2 separate regions of the Homo sapiens genome follow, and region 1 is linked to region 2. Evidence: chromatin loops called from intact Hi-C (ENCODE). Cell type or tissue: gastrocnemius medialis. All regions are shown on one strand. Region 1 has its middle 26 kb from the start of ECE1-AS1. Region 2 holds the start of LOC124903872 (a long non-coding RNA gene).

Region 1 (8,000 bases), 57 kb after region 2:
GACCTATGGTCTGCTTCTTGGCTTGGAGAACTCCTATTCACCCTCCAAAACCCAGATGAAATGTCATCTCCTCTATGAAGTCTTCCTCTGTGTCCCATGCTGCCCCATCTGTATGTATCTGTAGTGATTTGTATGTATCCCCAGTAGAAAACCCTCCCTTGTACTGTAATTAATAACTACTATCCAGGCACTGTGTTAAGACTGTCACACTCATTAATTTCAAATCTATCTCTCTGCAAGCCAGAGTCAATACCTATTTAACAGATGGGGGTGATAAGGCTCAGAAAGGTTAAGAGGCTTGCCTAAAATCACACAGCTAATAAGTGGCAGATCTGTAATTTGAGCCCAGGTCTGCTCATGTCCCAAGCAAATAATTCTTTGGTTGGTTCAGGCTGCCACCTCCATCCAACTGCAGCTGAATCCGATGCCTACTGGGGTCCCAACCTTTGCAGTTCCCCAATGGATCAACCTCAGAGATGAGCTGTCACTCAGCCCCAATGTCTGGGGTATCCCAGGCCAAAGGTGATCTACCAGCTGGTGCCACCTCACCCTCACGGCGTCTAGGACAACCTGGAAAGTCCTAGGGGCTTGTATATAGGCAACTAGGCATTAAAAGCTGCTCCTGGCCGGGCATGGGGGCTCAGGTTTGTAGTCCCAGCACTTTGGGAGGCCAAGGCAGGCAGATCACTTGAGGTCAGGAGTTTGAGACCAGCCTGGCCAACATGGTGAAACTCCATCTCTACTAAAAATACAAAAATTAGACAGGTGTGGTAGCGCATGCCTGTAATCCCAGCTACTTGCGAGGCTGAGGTGTGAGAATCACTTGAACCCAGGAGGCAGAGGTTGCAGTGAGCTGTGTGCCACTGCACTCCAGCCTGGGTGACAGAGCAAGACTCTGTCTCAAAAAAAAAAAAAAAAAAAAAAAGCTGGCCCTATTTTCCCCATATTCTAGGATTCTAGGGCTCTATGAATCCACTCCCTCTGTCTACACAGGCAGCGTCAGGAAAGAGTGCTGGTTCTGGAGTCAGTCAACCTGGGTACCGGCTGTAGGACCTTAAGAATGGGACTTAACCTCTCTGGTGCCACAGTCAGCTTACCTGTGATTTGGGAGAACCCCTCCTCACAGTGACTGAGTGCGGCTGTGTAAGTTGAGTACCTGCCACAGTAGCTGGCACATGTCCTCTTGTCTAGGGAACAGATTTACTACACGCACACAATGCGCCAGACACTGTTCTTGGTGCTGTTTACAGCAGCAAATCAGAAGAACATTACTGTCCTTAAGGGGTTTTTCACCCTCAGAACAGCAACCCCAATATTGTTGGCCTGTTCTCTCAGTGAGGAATCCCATGATGCCGTGGGTTTATCTGATTCTAGTTTTTTGTTTGTTTGTTTGTTTTTTGAGAAAGAGTCTTGCTCTGTTGCCCAGGCTGGAGTGCAGTGGCACGATCTCGGCTCACTACAACCTCTGCCTCCTGGGTTCAAGCAATGCTCCTGCCTCAGACTCCTGAGTAGCTGGGGTTACAGGCGTGCGCCACCACACTGAGCTAATTTTTGTATTTTTTTTTTAGTAGAGATGGGGTTTCACCATGTTGGCCAGGCTGATCTCGAACTCCTGACCTCAGGTGATCCACCCGTCTCGGCCTCCTAAAGTGCTGGGATTACAGGTGTGAGCCACCATCCTCGGCCTGATTCCAGTTCTTAACATACATAACACACATACTTCTTAGAAACTCTCCTGTGGTCGCCAAGAGACATGAATATGGAAGTCCCACACAGCATGTGCTGTGGTTGTGAATGAGAAACAGCCTAAATGCCCATCTATAGGAGCCTGGATAAACCACAGGAGAGCCACATCATGGGATGGAATACTACACGGTAATGAAAACCAAGTGGCTGCAACTCAAACAACAGGAAGACAGAAAAGCTGCAGAAGTCAACATGGAGCCTCCAATCAATTATTGAAAGTTCAAAAACAGTGAGCAACATCATACCTATGTATCATTTAGGGAGGCAGAATCAGGCTGCGCTTGGTGGCTCACACCTGTAATCCCAGCACTTTGGGAGGCCGAGGTGGGCGGATCACCTGAGGTCAGGAGTAACAGTATCAAGACAGTCACTGAAGAGTCTCTCCCAGTCTCTTCCCCTGGGAGAGAGAGTGGTAAGAAACGGACTGGGGGTGTGGGGGTATGGGGGATTCAACTGCATTTGGGATGTTTTATTCCTTAAGCTGAACACTTACATACCAGTGTTTGGTTTTACTGAGCCTGATGCTTTTAATATGTCTGAGATATTTTGCTACCCACCAGAATAGGTCAGACAGACTTGGGCTTCGAGCCAGCCCTGTGCTTTGCTGCCATGCGATCCTAGTCTTCTCTGTGAAGTGGGAATCCTATCGCCCACTGTTAGCTCCCGGGACTCTTCTGAGAATTAAACAAGGTCGTGTCTGCAAAGGGCCTGGCATCCGGTGGCTGCCATTGTTCCTGCTGCTGTTGGGAGGGTCTCCCAAAATGAACAGACAGAGGGGAAGGCCAGCTCGCAGGCCTCAGATGGGGAAAAGGGTTTGCTTGTCACAAGGCCAGTCCAGCCCGCGGCGACGCTGAGCTGGTGACGCATCTGCAGCTCTGGGGATTGAGCAATCTTGGTCCCCTGACCGGGATGGAGTCATGGGCCCAGGCTGGCTGGAGCCCCTCTACTGCTCCCCACCCGCTTCTCAGACTTTGTGTTCCTGGCCTTCTTGGGACCCCTCCAGGCTGGCAGCCACACCCTCCCCTCTGTGAGCTAGGCAGGAAAGCCCGGTTCCATTCCTGCCCAGTTCTCTTCGGCCTCTCCTGAGCCCCTGCTCCCCAACTCAAGGTGGGGTCCTAACCACCTTGCATCCAAACAGATCCTCTGGAGACGCACGAGTGGGTCAGGGCAGTCAAGAGCTGTGCAGGCTCAGACAGGTCATGTGACTTCTGTAGGTCCCTGGCTTTAGCAGGTGTGGCCGAAGGTGTGGGGTGCCAGTGTCTGTCTCCTGGTTCAAATCCAGGCTCGGGGTGTGACCCCAATGTTCTTGAACTTAAATCAGAGCCACCGCGATCTCTTTCTCGAAGTGGGGACAAAACACATGCAAAGCAGGGCCTGCCCCTCCAAGGTGCACCTTGAAGGTATCAGACGGCATGGACGAGGTCCCCTCGCTGGCTGCTGTGACGGTTAAACGATTCTTCCCAGCTCTGCACAACTCAAGTGATAGCTGTTGGACTCGGAGATGAACAAGAGTGAGGGAAACGGTGGGGGAGAGCAGTGGGCAAGACCTGGCGTGGCAAGTGGGGAGCAGGAGGCCCTCGTGTGGACTCGCAGAGACCCAAACCCAATGAAACAAGTACCCTGCTGGCGCATGTGCAGGAACTGATCAGCGTTCCTGAGGGCCCAAGGACATTTCCAGGGCACAGCTTGGGGAGGGCAGCAGAGTGGGAGCAGCTGTGAAATTGGGTTTCAGGTCATGACGCAGTTGGGGAACTTATTTCCTTCATCCCTGCCCTTTCCTGACCCTGTCCCACTCCCTTAACAAAGGTCAGCCTGGCCTAGGGGTGTCCTCCCTGGAGACCTCCCCTCCCTTGTGCCTCAGCCTCTCACTGTCTTTGGGGCAGACATTTCTCCGCTCTGGGCTTCAGTTTCTCTATCTGTAAAATGGGTGGGGTGATATTTCAGGCCTTAGCAACTTCTAAAATCCCATTTTTTGAAGATTTAGAACCAGTGAGCCTTCCTGAGGCCCACTTCACAAGCCTATCCAAGCAGAGGTGGCAAAATCCTCCTCCCTGGGTGAGAGGCAGGCGACACCCCTGAGTTGGTCACACCAGCCTTCCAAGGAGCTAACCCGACCTGACAGTCACTTCAGCCTGGCCAGGCCCCCAGGCAGTGTGCCAAAAAGCGGACGGGGGAGGGGATTTGCAGCAAGAGCTACAGCTCCCCAGAGGCCGCACTTCTGTCGGGGGAGACGCTGAGCGAGGGTCAGAAGAAAGTCAGCATGGGAAATGTGACGTCAGCAGAGGCAGATGCGAAGGAATACTATCCGAAAATGCTTCCGTAAACTCACCCTCCCAGGAAGCCAAATTCTGTGGGTTTTCAGTGGAGCTGGGTCTGTACAATCTCCCGGGCTCCGTTTTCTCATCAGCTAAGTCAAAATAATAAAGTGAGGCCAGGCACGGTGGCTCAAGCTCGTAATCCAAGCACTTTGGGAAGCCAAGGTGGGTGGATTGCCTGAGCTTAGGAGTTCGAGACCAGCTTGGGCAACATGGTGAAACCCCGTCTCCACTAAAATACAAAAAAGTAGCCAGGCGTGGTGGTGTGCGTCTATAATCCCAGCTACTTGGGAGGCTGAGGTGGGACAATCGCTTGAACCCGGGAAGTGGAGGTTGCAGTGAGCCGAGATCGCATCACTGCTTTCCAGCCTGGGAGACAGAGCGAGACTCCGTCTCAAAATAATAATAATCATAATCATAATCATAATCATAATCATAAAGTGGACTACGCAGGGCTTTTCTAGAGACATGATAAGACCTCGTGTCTAAATGGCCTGGTACATACTAGGGCCTCCATAAATGCCGGCTCCATGCTGCCCCCACCTCTGTCCACCAGGGCACCCCCGGCACCAAGGGCCAGACTCCCTCTGCTGCCCCCAATCTGCTTCTCAGACTTTCTGCTCCTGGCCTTCCTGGGAGCCCTCCAAGCCAGCAGCTGTGCCCTCCCCTCTGTGAACTGGGCAGGAAAGCCAGGCTCCATCCCTGTCCAACTCTCCTCAGCCTCTCCTGAGACCTGGCTCCTCATTCTCGCCACTCCCTACCAGGCACCGGGAGGCACGGCTCACTGTTCCCTAGTTTGTCTTGGTCCCCCAGAGGGCCAACAAGCAGTCTGGGTGTTTACATTAGTTCAGCTGAGACAGGCTGAACAAACACACGCGGTCCCATGGCTTCTAGTGCCAGCCCCCACACACCACTCGCCACCCAGGCTGTCTTGAGTCCACAGGTGTCCCCACCCCACTCCAGATCTTCTGTTTACACTCGGCAGCAGCGTCCCATCTTTTGACTTCCCTGGGCCACAATGTAAGAAATATTGTCTTGGGTCACACATAAAATACACCAACGATAGCCGATCAGCTAAAAAACAAAGGTGCATGCATAAATCTCAGAATGTTTTAAGAAAGTTTATGAATCTGTGGTGAGCCGCATTCAAAGCCATCCCAGGTCACATGCGGCCCACGGGCCGCAGGTTGGACAAGCTCATTCACAGATTCTCCCCATGGATTCTGTTTGAGGTTTGCTGCGTCCAGCTGATACCTGGTGAGACACTAACCCCGCCCACGACTATCTCCAGGCTCCAGCCGTCAACAGCTGTATGGGCTCAAACAGGTCACCGGACTTCTCATTTATAAAATGGGGATGGTGACAGGGCCAACCCCACAGAGGACTGCTACGATCAAATGGGATAATGAGAGGTAGGCGCTAAGCACGTTGCCTGCAGGGCTCATGGAAGGTGCTGGAGAAATAAGCTTTTTAAAAAAAATTTAATACTGTTTTATGAGTAATTGAAGAGTTTGGCCAGAAGTCAGTGGGTCCTGAGAATACAACCTAAAAATAAGTAGAAAATTCTTGGCCAGACTGTGCTAAGCACTTTCCATGTATTATCAACGCCTCGCAGCAACCCCAGGAGATATGGTATGCCATCATCCTTCATTTGCATAGACAGGGAACTGAGGCTCAGAGAGGTTGAGTCACTCACAGGGGGTCACACAGCTCCCTGAAGGACGCACGTGTCTGTTCCAGAGCCTGTGCTCTTATCTTCCACACTCACCCAAGCTCCTATAGGGGCCGCAGCCTCATCTCTGTGTCTTTCTTCCCCACCCTTCCTTCATTCTGCGGAGGGTTCCTGAGGTCCCCAGCCTCCTCTAGGCCATGGAGTCCTGGGAGCTGCCAGCAGCGTGGAGCTCGGCTGTGCAGCCTCCCCTGCCTACTGCCGAGGTGGTGCCTTGAGGAGCTGTGATGGTCTTCCCTTGCCCTGGGTCTGAGCCTCTAGGATCCTGCTGCTGCAGAACCTCCTGGTTTGGAAAAGGGGAAAGGAGCTGTCTGTAACTCATCATTTAACCCATGCCAGGCACCGCGCAGATATTTTCCCACATAATCTTCATGATCACCCTGTGCTGGAGGTACTACCATCCCCACTTTACAGAGGAGGAAACCGAGGTTCCAAGAGGTGGTGTCACTTGCCAAGGGTCCCAGAGCTAGTGCGTGGCGGAGCTGGGGACTCAAACCCAGGTTGCTCTGACTCAAAGCCCACAATCTTGCTGCTCCCCAGGCTGGCCCCTGCTCCTGGGAGAGATAAGACCCCATATAAACAACCCTAACATAAACCAGAAAGCCAGGCAGGCCTTCAGGAGGCCCAGATAACAGCTGGGAAGATACACAAAGAGGGGCTCAGACTTCCTGGGGAAATCTCTGTGTGAATAACATAAGAGGAATTCTCCACTGGGAGGAGCAGCCCTGGGGCCCCCAGCAGCCATGTCCTGGAAGAGGGTCTGTTGGGGACCTAGGCCTGACCACAGGAAAGACAATTTCCAGTGCAGTGGCCCATGGGTGCCTTCACAAGTAATCAATATGGAATGAGCACCTACGGTGTGTTGGGCCAGGCACCAGGCTTGTCATGCACTTATTATCTTTCTCCATTCTTTCTGCAGTCCTGTCACACAGGATTGATTGATTGATTGATTGATTGAGATGGAGTCTCGCTCTGTTGCCCAGGCTGGAGTGTAATGGCGCAATCTCGGCTCACTGCAACCTCTGCCTCCCGGGTTCAAGCGATTCTCCTGCCTCAGTCTCCGAAGTAGCTGGAATTAGAGGCACGTGCCACCACACCCGGCTAATTTTTGTATTTTTAGTAGAGACAGGGTTTTACCATGTTGGCCAGGCTGATCTCGAACTCCTGACCTCAAGTGATCCACCCACCTTGGCCTCCCAAAGTGCTGGGATTACAGGCATGAGCCACCGTGCCCACCCTATTTTCATTTTAGAGAAGGAGAAACTGAGGCTGAGAGAGGGAAGAATGCTTCCTCAGGATCTAAGACCGCTTGGAAGGGGCCAGTTGGTGTGATTCCCAGGTCCGAATGAAACAGAGCTGCGTCCCCGGCCACCCTTTGGTCTGGTCTTGTCTCCCTCCTCCTCTGCCTGAAGCTCCCTCACTGCTGCCCCACCTGGCTCATGTCAGGAGCTGGAACAACTTCTGAAGTCAGCATTATATGCCCCTTTTACAGATGAAGAAACAGGGGCTCAGAAAGAAGTGGCAAGGCGGCTTCTCAGTGAGATGGAGTGGGGATGGGGGTGTGGATAAAACCAGGAGACCCCACACCCCACCTGAGCCCGGAGTGCAGCTCCCTCCCTAACGGCTGGGGACAGGTCAGTGCCACCCACCTCTAGCAAATGCTTCCATTCCCACAACCATGGGCACCTTGTGGAGGACTTGGTAGCCCTTAGCCCAGCAGACGCCCAGGCAGCCTGGCTGCACAGTTGCCATGGAAACACCAGTGGGTTCTTTGGGGGCAGGAGAGCAACCAGCCCTTCTCACCTGGCCAGTGCAAGGCGCAGGCTGAGGCACAGGTTGGGGCTGTGCCAGGCCCCCCACATGTGTCACACTCCAGGGCCCCAGGCCTGTGACCAAAATGGCAGTGCCACTGCTGGCATAGGGGATGGGGACACCAGTGTGGTGGCACTGTTTGGCCCTGAGGGGTTGGAAGTTGATCTAACCACCTAGCTGGGGAAAAGGACAAGAAAACCCAGCGATGGAGAGGAGAGGCACAGGAAAGGGGGCAGACAGACAAGGGCCTCTTGTCAGGAAGGACAAGAGGTTCTGATCTAGCACTCTGCTGAGAGAAAGAAACGGGGAGGCCGGGAAGGGAAGTGGGCATGGCCCCCGGAAGAGGACGCACATGGATCCGCCCTCTGCTGGAATTTGTGCATGTTTGGTGAAAACCC
Region 2 (8,000 bases):
CAGCCTGGGTTTCTCACTTCTGCATTGGAGGTTGGGGCAGACCAGTGCTGGAGCTCCCCTGGGCAGGCTGAGCCTCTGTCTGGGGCATGCTCTGACAGGGAGAGATGGATTCAAACCCATTCCAAGAAGAGTTACAAAGAGCAGACGCTAAGGAGGGGGAAACCAGGATGTGGGTTCAGCTGTGCCCAGGAGTTGACATCATTCTTGGGGCCCACGGAAACCCATCAGCACCCAAAGTTTCACCTGTATGCAGTGCCCATCTACGCAAGGCCAGCAGCCTGCAAAGATCTCACCAGTGGGGCCTCTGGAAATAACCCAGGCTCAGAAACTAGAAGACCGCCGTCCCACCCAGGGCAAGCCCCTCTCCCACCCCAGGTCCTGCTAAACTCAAAACAGGAAGAGGTCGTGCCCGCCCCCTCGACCGCTGCAGGTTCAAGCTAGCTCACCTGGATCACGTTGCTGTTGGAGTTCTTGGAATCGGCACTGACATAGACAGAGAAGAAGGGTGAGGTGCGGTAGTGGGCGGTGACCACCTGCAGGGTGTCCTGGAAGTTGTCCTTGGCCCAGGGACCTGTGATGTTCCAGCCCCCGAGCTGTGGGGAGGGAGAGCAGGCAGGGAGGTGATGAGGTGGCGGGGAGACCCAGATGTGAATTCTGGTTCTGCCGCTGACTTGCTCTGTGACCCTGGAGCAGTCGCCTGACCTCTCTGAGCCTCAAGAGCAAAGGAAAGGATTGGTCTTCATCGGGGGTTTCCGACCCATGAGCTGGAGACCCATGGATGGAGCAAAGGCTTATCCTAGACAAGCCAAGCAGCCAGGCATGAATCCAGCCGCTCCCTGGGTGGCTGGGATGAGAATGGGAAAGAGACTTTTCCCGGTTCACGGTTTATATTTTGGATAATGAATTGTGTGAATGTGATTATATCAAAACATAAATTCAATTGTGCCTCTGGGATAAAAAAGGCTCCACATGTTTAAGAAGGTTGGTAAATTACGGTCTACTTTAGTCTCAAAGTTGGGATTTTAAAAAAATTTTTTTTGAGATGGAGTCTTGCTCTGATTCCCAGGCTGAAGTGCAGTGGGGCCATCACAACTCACTGCAGCCTCCACCTCCTGGGCTCAGGTGATTGTCTCACCTCATCCTCCTAAGTAGCTATGACTACAGGTGTGTATCACCACACCTGGCTAATTTTTAAATTTTTTGGAGATGGGGTCTTGCTATGCTGCCCAGGCTGGTCTTAAACTCCTGGCTTCAAGTGATCCTCCTGCCTCAGCCTCCCGAGAAAGTTGGGATTTTAAAAAATCTCCCTGGTCTTCCCTGGTTTGGCACATGGGACCTGTCCAGAGAGGAGGGGACTAGCATAGTCCCCAGCGCATGCAGCCACCAACCCTGCTGCAATGCTTTCCTGGAGCCAAGCTAAGAGGCAGGGCTGTCCAGGGAACACGAGGCAGGCAGAAAACATCCACAGACACCTACTGTCTGCACCAGGAAGCCTCAGAGTCTGGGAAGTGCCCAAGAAAGCAAGAAAGATGTCTTCCCCTGCTCAGGAGTAAGCAGGTATAGGAGAGTGGCCTGGGTCCCTGCTCACGGGGAGGGCTCTGGTTCTGGGCCAAGACTCTCTGTGGGTCTTTCTGGAACAGGCACACACCCCTCCACACACACAAACATAACCCCTGAGGAAAAAACAGCAGCAACGTGGAGGAATATTTTCCCTCTAAACATGGCCCCCATCCCACACACAGATGCACAGAGAGACACACAGACAGATGACAGACATCTACAACAGATGCTGACACACACTCTCACACAAACACATGCACAGACAACCCACCCACGCAGCTACGCAATGTGCTCACACTCACATGTGCTCTCGCACACTCGCTCTCTCTCTTTCTGTCTTTCTCTTGGTGCTACCGGCTGGACGTATGAGGTGGGCCAGTGGTACCAGAAGGCTGGAGTGGAAGCCAGGGGGCGGGCAGGTGGCATGGGCCGGGGCTTGGGGAGGGAGAGCCCGAGGCACTCACCCTCTCAATCAACTCCATTAGAGGTTTGGCCCTGAGCTCCTCGATCCTGGTCTCGTTCATGCACGCACGGTAGTATACTTGCGCCTTTCTCTCTGCCTCGCTCACGCTGGCCGTGGAGTTTTCTGGAACAACAGACAGTGGAGTTTGCAATGCGGCCCCACTTGCCCACTGGGTGGCTTTGGGGCAGTCCCTCTTTTCGGAGCCTTGGTGTTCTCAGCTGCAAAGGAGCTCTGACATCTGCCTGTCGGAGTGGCAGTGAGGAATGCCGTCACCGTGAGTATGTGAGGGCCCCTGGACAGAGCCTGGCAAGCTGAAGGCGCTCCCGAAATTTTGCTGACTGCAAAGAAAAAGAATCGACCACGTTTCTCTCCCTCTGCCAGTTGGGTTCACAGACGTGTCCCCGGGTTGACCGCACGTGCCCACCAGCAGGACAGTGTTCTTCCCCTGTGGATAACGTGTGGTACGAACACCCCTGCCTGGTGCATGGGACAGAGGCCGGTCTTGGTTTTCAGATACCAGATGATCTTTCTTGTGATAAAGACTGAAGTTGGATGGAAACTCAAAAGGCTCATTCATTATGAATTTACTTTTTGCTTCCTCCTTGGAGGGGCTAGGCACGTTCACCAGGCTTACAGCCAACTCCTGGGGCCGTTTTCCACCGCCCTTGCCAACTCCAGCAAGCAGCATCTCCCTCCTGCAGTGGCTTCTCAGACCTTACCCCAGACACCCGGAGATTCTGTTCCCTTCTCCCTCACCTCAGTGCCCTGGTCCAGATGCCACCTGCTAAAGGCAATGCTCCGGTGGGTGCACCTGGTGAAGATGACCGCTTCCTGCCACTCAGGTCCACAAGGGACCCACTATATACTGGGGCTCTGTGCATGAGCCTTCTTCTCAGAGCCCTGCTCCAGGCCATGCCAGATACTCTAAACCCCTCAATTCCATCTGTCCCTCTTGCCTCCTCTGGGAAACTCACTGCTCCAGACACATTCCCTCATTTCATGTTCATTTCTCTCTGGCCCTGAAGCCCCTTCCTTTGCCTCCTTCAAAGATCCCTCAAACCCCAGCTCCTTCACAAAGACTTTCCTGGCAGAACTGTATCCATCCACCCTCTGACCAGATACTAGATGCTTACTCTATGCTAGGCCCTGTGTAAGCTGTGGGACACAAGAGAAAACATCCCTGTCCCCAAGGAGCTTCTGCATGGGACCCTGTTAAAATCCTACTCAACCTCAAGGCCTCTACGGGGACATCTTTTTGATGAAGGCTCTCCTAAGATGTTCATTCCCAAAGGCCCTCACCGCTCTGCATACCTGTGTCCACCATTAGACCGTGAGCTCCTTGGGACAGAAAGCGGGTCTTATTTATGCCTATAAAATTCAGAGCCCAGCCCTGTGCCTGGCACCCAGCAGAAACTCAAAGAAATGACCACAAGACACGACAGTGCTATGAACAACGCACGTGGCTATGGAACACAGAGAAAAGTCACTCCCTTCGGAGGGGTGGGGAGAAGAGGGGTCTCCAGAGGGCGTTCCATTTGAGCTGGTTCTGAAAGCTGAAGTTGTTCACCAGGTGGAAGGGAGGGGAGAGGCCACTGGGTTGCGCGGAGCAGGACAGGACAGTGTGGGGACAAGCGGGGATGCCTGAAAGGGCAGGCGGACTGCTTGGAGAAAAGAAAGCTGTCTGGCGTAGTCACTTGGAGCAAAGGACATGAGTCACTTCCTGGCCAGTCTTTCATCAGCTTTCCCAGCCTCACCCCGAGAGCTCCCTGCCCCCCGATCCTCACCATAAATAGCACCATGGCTTTCACTGATCAGAGCATCGAGCCCCGGTCTTGCTGACCTCAGGGTGATGGCCCTGAAAGGGGGACGGGACCAGCTTGGGGCTAGTCTGAAGGAAGACACAGAGACAAGAGAGCCCCTTGAGAGACAGGGTCAGGGGCCTGAACGAGGGGCTATGGAGGGTTCGTACAGCCCTGGAGACCATGGGCTACTGGGTTGCTAAGTGCTGGAAACACCTGCATGTCCCCCAGGCACCACGGCAGCTCTGAGAAGAGGACTCTGTGAGGGGAGGGCGGAAATGGGGAAGCTGGGATACAGAAGATCAGGGAGAGCAAAAGGGGAGTGCCTCGCCCCTCCCAGGGGCCTCGTTCCTATGGCAACACTCCCAATGAAGCTCTTGGAAGAAAAAGCAGGAGAATCGTCATTGCTCCCCAGGCCTCAGATGCAGCGTCTCACCCTCCACATCTGGCTCCGGCCAAAGCCCTGAAATGCCAGGGCCAGCGCTGGGGAAGGCACTCTGTGTGCTCTGGCCCATGAGTGAGCCTGGCATCTCCCTCCCCCAAGGCCACAAAGATAAGAGGCCTAAAGAACAGCTCCCAGGAGCAGCCTGGCTGTGCTAATCACAGCGAGTTCCGAGGCCCTCTTCCCTAACACCTGTCTGCAAGCCCCAAATTATCACCGGGAGGGAGAAGGAATGCCTCCTTCAGACACAGCCTCCCTTGCTCCTTCGCTGAGAGGCTGCCACAGGCCAGGTTCAAACTCCATTCCTTTGGCCCCCACCACCTGGGTGCCACGCTCACTTGCTTTCCCACATTGTTTACAAAGTTCCTTTTGCCTGGCAACCGCCAGGCCGGGTGTGGGGGACAGTGGGCAACATAACTGGAGGCCTGTCCACGTGAGGCATGCAGCGTGGTGAGTGAGGCAAACGGCAGCCAAGGACTCGCGGGAGCATCTGATTACGCACGGGGTGAACGCTGTGAGAACATCCCAGAGGCCTTGAAGGGGAGGGCGGGAGGAGACCAGGGAAGCCAAGCAAGGCCCCGGGGAAGCTTCGTTTGAGCTTCGGGCTGAAGGATGAACTCAATGTGGAGTAGAAGCAGGGGCTGTGCCTGGGCTGCCCCTCCGCCATTCCATGTCTTAGTGGTCCCTGCAGCCCCAGAACCAGCCCTGGATAGGGACCTAGTAGGCCCCTAGCAACAGGTGGTGGCTGCAAGAACAGAGCCCAGTGTCCCTTTCTGGAGAGGAAGGACATCTGGAAGATGAGAGGGTGATGAGGCCGGATGCCCACCTAAGGTTTCCTTTTTTTATATTTATTTTTTTTTTTTTTGAGACAGAGTCTCGCTCTGTCACTAGGCTGGAGCGCAGGGGCGCAATCTCGGCTCACTGCAACCTCCACCTCCTGGGTTCAAGTGATTCTCCTGCCTCAGCCTCCCGAGTAGCTGGGACTACAGGCGTGTACCACCACGCCTGGCTAATTTTTGTATTTTTAGTAGAGACTGGGTTTCACCATGTTGGCCAGGATGGTCTCAATCTCTTGACGTGTGATCTGCCCACTTCAGCCTCCCCAAATGCTGGGATTACAGGCGTGAGCCACCATGCTTGGCCAAGATTCCCTTTTTTTTTTTAAAGGAAATCGGGCAGGTGGGGCAGGAGTGGACAGGATGAGGGGGCCCCGCCAGGAGTTGGTGTTCATGCCCCCTCTGTGTGTGTCATCAGTATCCCCACTGCCAATGCTGGCTGGGGCAGGAGCCCTGGTAGAAGGTACGGTTCCTCTTCCTCCCCCTGGTTCCAGGAGCCCACGGGGACAACCCACGGCACACTCTCCCACCTCTTCTTTTTCCTCCTCACTCAGGGAGCACCTACTATCCTGCAGGCTCCAGGGGACAAGAGCCCAAGTGAGGCTGCCAGGCGGGAGGCTGCTGCAGGGGACCAGGTGAGCAAAGGTGGGCGCTTGGCCAGGATGGCGGCAGAGAAGGGGGCGAGAAGTATTTGGAACATGAGAGAAAGGAGAGTCAAGAATGGAGTCAAGTTTCTTTGGCCTGAGTGAGAAGCTGCTGACACTGGGGAACCGCAGCCTGAGGATGAGGGGCAGGCTTAGGAAGGAGCTTCAGTGCACACAGCTACTGCCTAAAGCTCAGCTCCAGACACTCGAAGTTTGAGGCCTCTATGAGACACCCAAGGGGAGCCCTGGTCTGGGGAGTCTGTAGAGTGCATTGTCTTGAACTCCTTTTAGTCCAAATAGGCACTGGAATATACCAATTCCCCCCCCCCCTTTTTTTTTTTTGACACTGAGTCTCGCTCTGTCGCCCAGGCTGGAGTGCAGTGGCACGAACTTGGCTCACTGCAACCTCCGTCTCCTGGGTTCAAGTGATTCTCCTGCCTCAGCCTCCCGAGTAGCTGGGATTACAGGCATCCTCCATCACGCCCGGCTAATTTTTGTATTTTTAGTAGAGACAGGGTTTCACTGTGTTGGCCAGGCTGTTCTCAAACTCCTGACCTCAGGTGGTCTGCCTGTCTCGGCCTCCCAAAGTGCTGGGATTACAGGCGTCAGCCACCGCACCCAGCCCCAATTCCTGAAATTGGCCAGAAGGCTCTATATCACGCATCCCCAACAGGGGCAATACTGCCCCCAGGAATTTATTCTTGCAGGACAAAGCATCTCACGCTTTTTACTCTGTGTATACAGACTAAGAATAGCAACAGACATCCAGAGTACCTGTGGCATTAACATTTCATGGAGGCGTAATGATAACTGCAGGCTGAGAAATGCCACCCTGGGTGACGGGGTCTGCGCTCCCACCTGTCTCCAGCTCCTGCCCCACACTCTTCCCCATGGCTGGCTGGTCTCTTCTCTCCTTAACTCAAGCATCTGCTCAGACATCCCTTCTGAGAAAGCCCATCCCTTCCTGATCGCTGCAGCTACAATCGCCTCTTCCCTCTCTGGCCCCATGCCCTACTTGATGTTTTTGAGCCCTTCTCTTTACAATCCTATCATGTATTTAGTCATTTATTTGTTTACTGTCTGTCTTCCCTGCTGGAATGTAACTTCCACAAGAAAAGACTGTCTTATTCCTACATAATCCCCAGCCCCAAGCAATGCCTGGCACACAGAAAGTGTCTGATGCATAATTGGTGAGTGAATAAAGGAATGAATGACAGAGAAACGTAGCACTCTAGCCTGCGGGAGGTGACTGGGCTTCAAAGTGAAATGAGTGGCTCATGTCTGTAATCCCAGCACTTTGGGAGGCCAAGGTGGGTGGATCACTTGAGGTCAGGAGTTTGAGACCAGCCTGGCCAACCTGGTGAAACCCTGTCTCTACTAAAAATACAAAAGTTATCCGGGTGTGGTGGCGGGTGCTTGTAGTCCCAGCTACTCGGCAGGCTGAGGCACAAGAATCGCTTGAACCCAGATGGCGGAGGTTGCAGTGAGCCGAGATAGCGCCACTGTACTCCAGCCTGGGCGACAGATCGAGACTTGGTTTCAAACAAAACAAAACAAAGTGAAATCAGGCACAGACCTTTTTCTGAATAAGAAAAAGGTCTCTAGGACTGTGCCAACCCTCCATAGCCCCTCGTTCAGGCCCCCAACCTTGCCTCTCAAGGGGTGCTCGTCTCGGTATCTTTTTTCAGACTAGCCCCAGGCTGGCACTGTCCCCTTTCGGGGCTGTCACTCTGAGTTCAGCAAGACCAGGGCTTGATGCTGTGGTCTCCTTTAAGACACCCCTGGCTCATGTTTACTTCCCAGAAGATTTCATGGAGGCAAAGAAGAAGCCAACACCCAACAGTGTGGCTCCTGGCACTATGCTGGGGACACATTTTGGAGACAGCAGCACTTCTGCGGCCTCCTTGTACTATGAAGATCTTTTGGCAGCCTAGGGCCACACAACAGAGCTCCACACTGCCTGGGTACTTCCTTCTAGGGGCCCCGAGTTCCAGAAGCTTCCTCAGTCCCTACCCCAAAGTCCCAGAGAGGAAGACAGAGCACCATTTCATCGGCCGCTTCTTCCTCTGGGAGTTTTCATTGGAATGCCCTCTCCACATCACTCCTCAGGGAGGAAATGAACGCCCAGGCAGGCAGAGCTGTGGGGTATGATAGGGGTGTCTGGGAATCCCCCGTATGCTGCTGGGATAGGGGTGTCTGGGAATCCCCCACGCGCTGCTGGGATAGGGGTGTCTGGGAATCCCCCACATGCTGCTG

The links. A loop is a pair of places that touch in the nucleus more often than their neighbours do. Peaks named below come from ENCODE experiments on the same cell type or tissue, not always from the same donor. Only the 100,000 strongest peaks of a DNase experiment are listed, where the experiment ranks them.
Region 1: a loop joins it to region 2, with 5 times the contacts of the local background. A loop is called at or near these places in 13 of 110 quality-filtered maps.

The regions. Positions count from the first base shown.
Region 1 is chr1:21,314,888-21,322,887 of GRCh38, forward strand. It overlaps a transcript of ECE1 not described here. Among named protein-coding and RNA genes, the nearest start is that of ECE1-AS1, 26 kb to the left of the region's middle. RefSeq lists enhancers at 272-1,061, 2,155-2,972, 2,973-3,790, 4,609-5,426, 7,097-7,916 and a silencer at 5,179-5,418. In gastrocnemius medialis, no CTCF peak of the experiment used is centred here; DNase peaks (open chromatin) are centred at 2,674, 3,934 and 4,811; H3K27ac peaks cover 8,000 bases.
Region 2 is chr1:21,258,247-21,266,246 of GRCh38, forward strand. It overlaps ECE1 (endothelin converting enzyme 1), which reads right to left. Exons shown (of 19, transcript NM_001397.3): 5 at 2,025-2,146; 6 at 447-593. It overlaps LOC124903872 (a long non-coding RNA gene), which reads left to right and starts at 3,837. Exons shown (of 3, transcript XR_007065530.1): 1 at 3,837-4,778; 2 at 5,655-5,735. RefSeq lists enhancers at 3,194-4,393, 6,887-7,713 and a silencer at 3,930-4,224. In gastrocnemius medialis, no CTCF peak of the experiment used is centred here; DNase peaks (open chromatin) are centred at 3,735, 4,145 and 4,755; H3K4me3 peaks cover 360 bases; H3K27ac peaks cover 5,352 bases.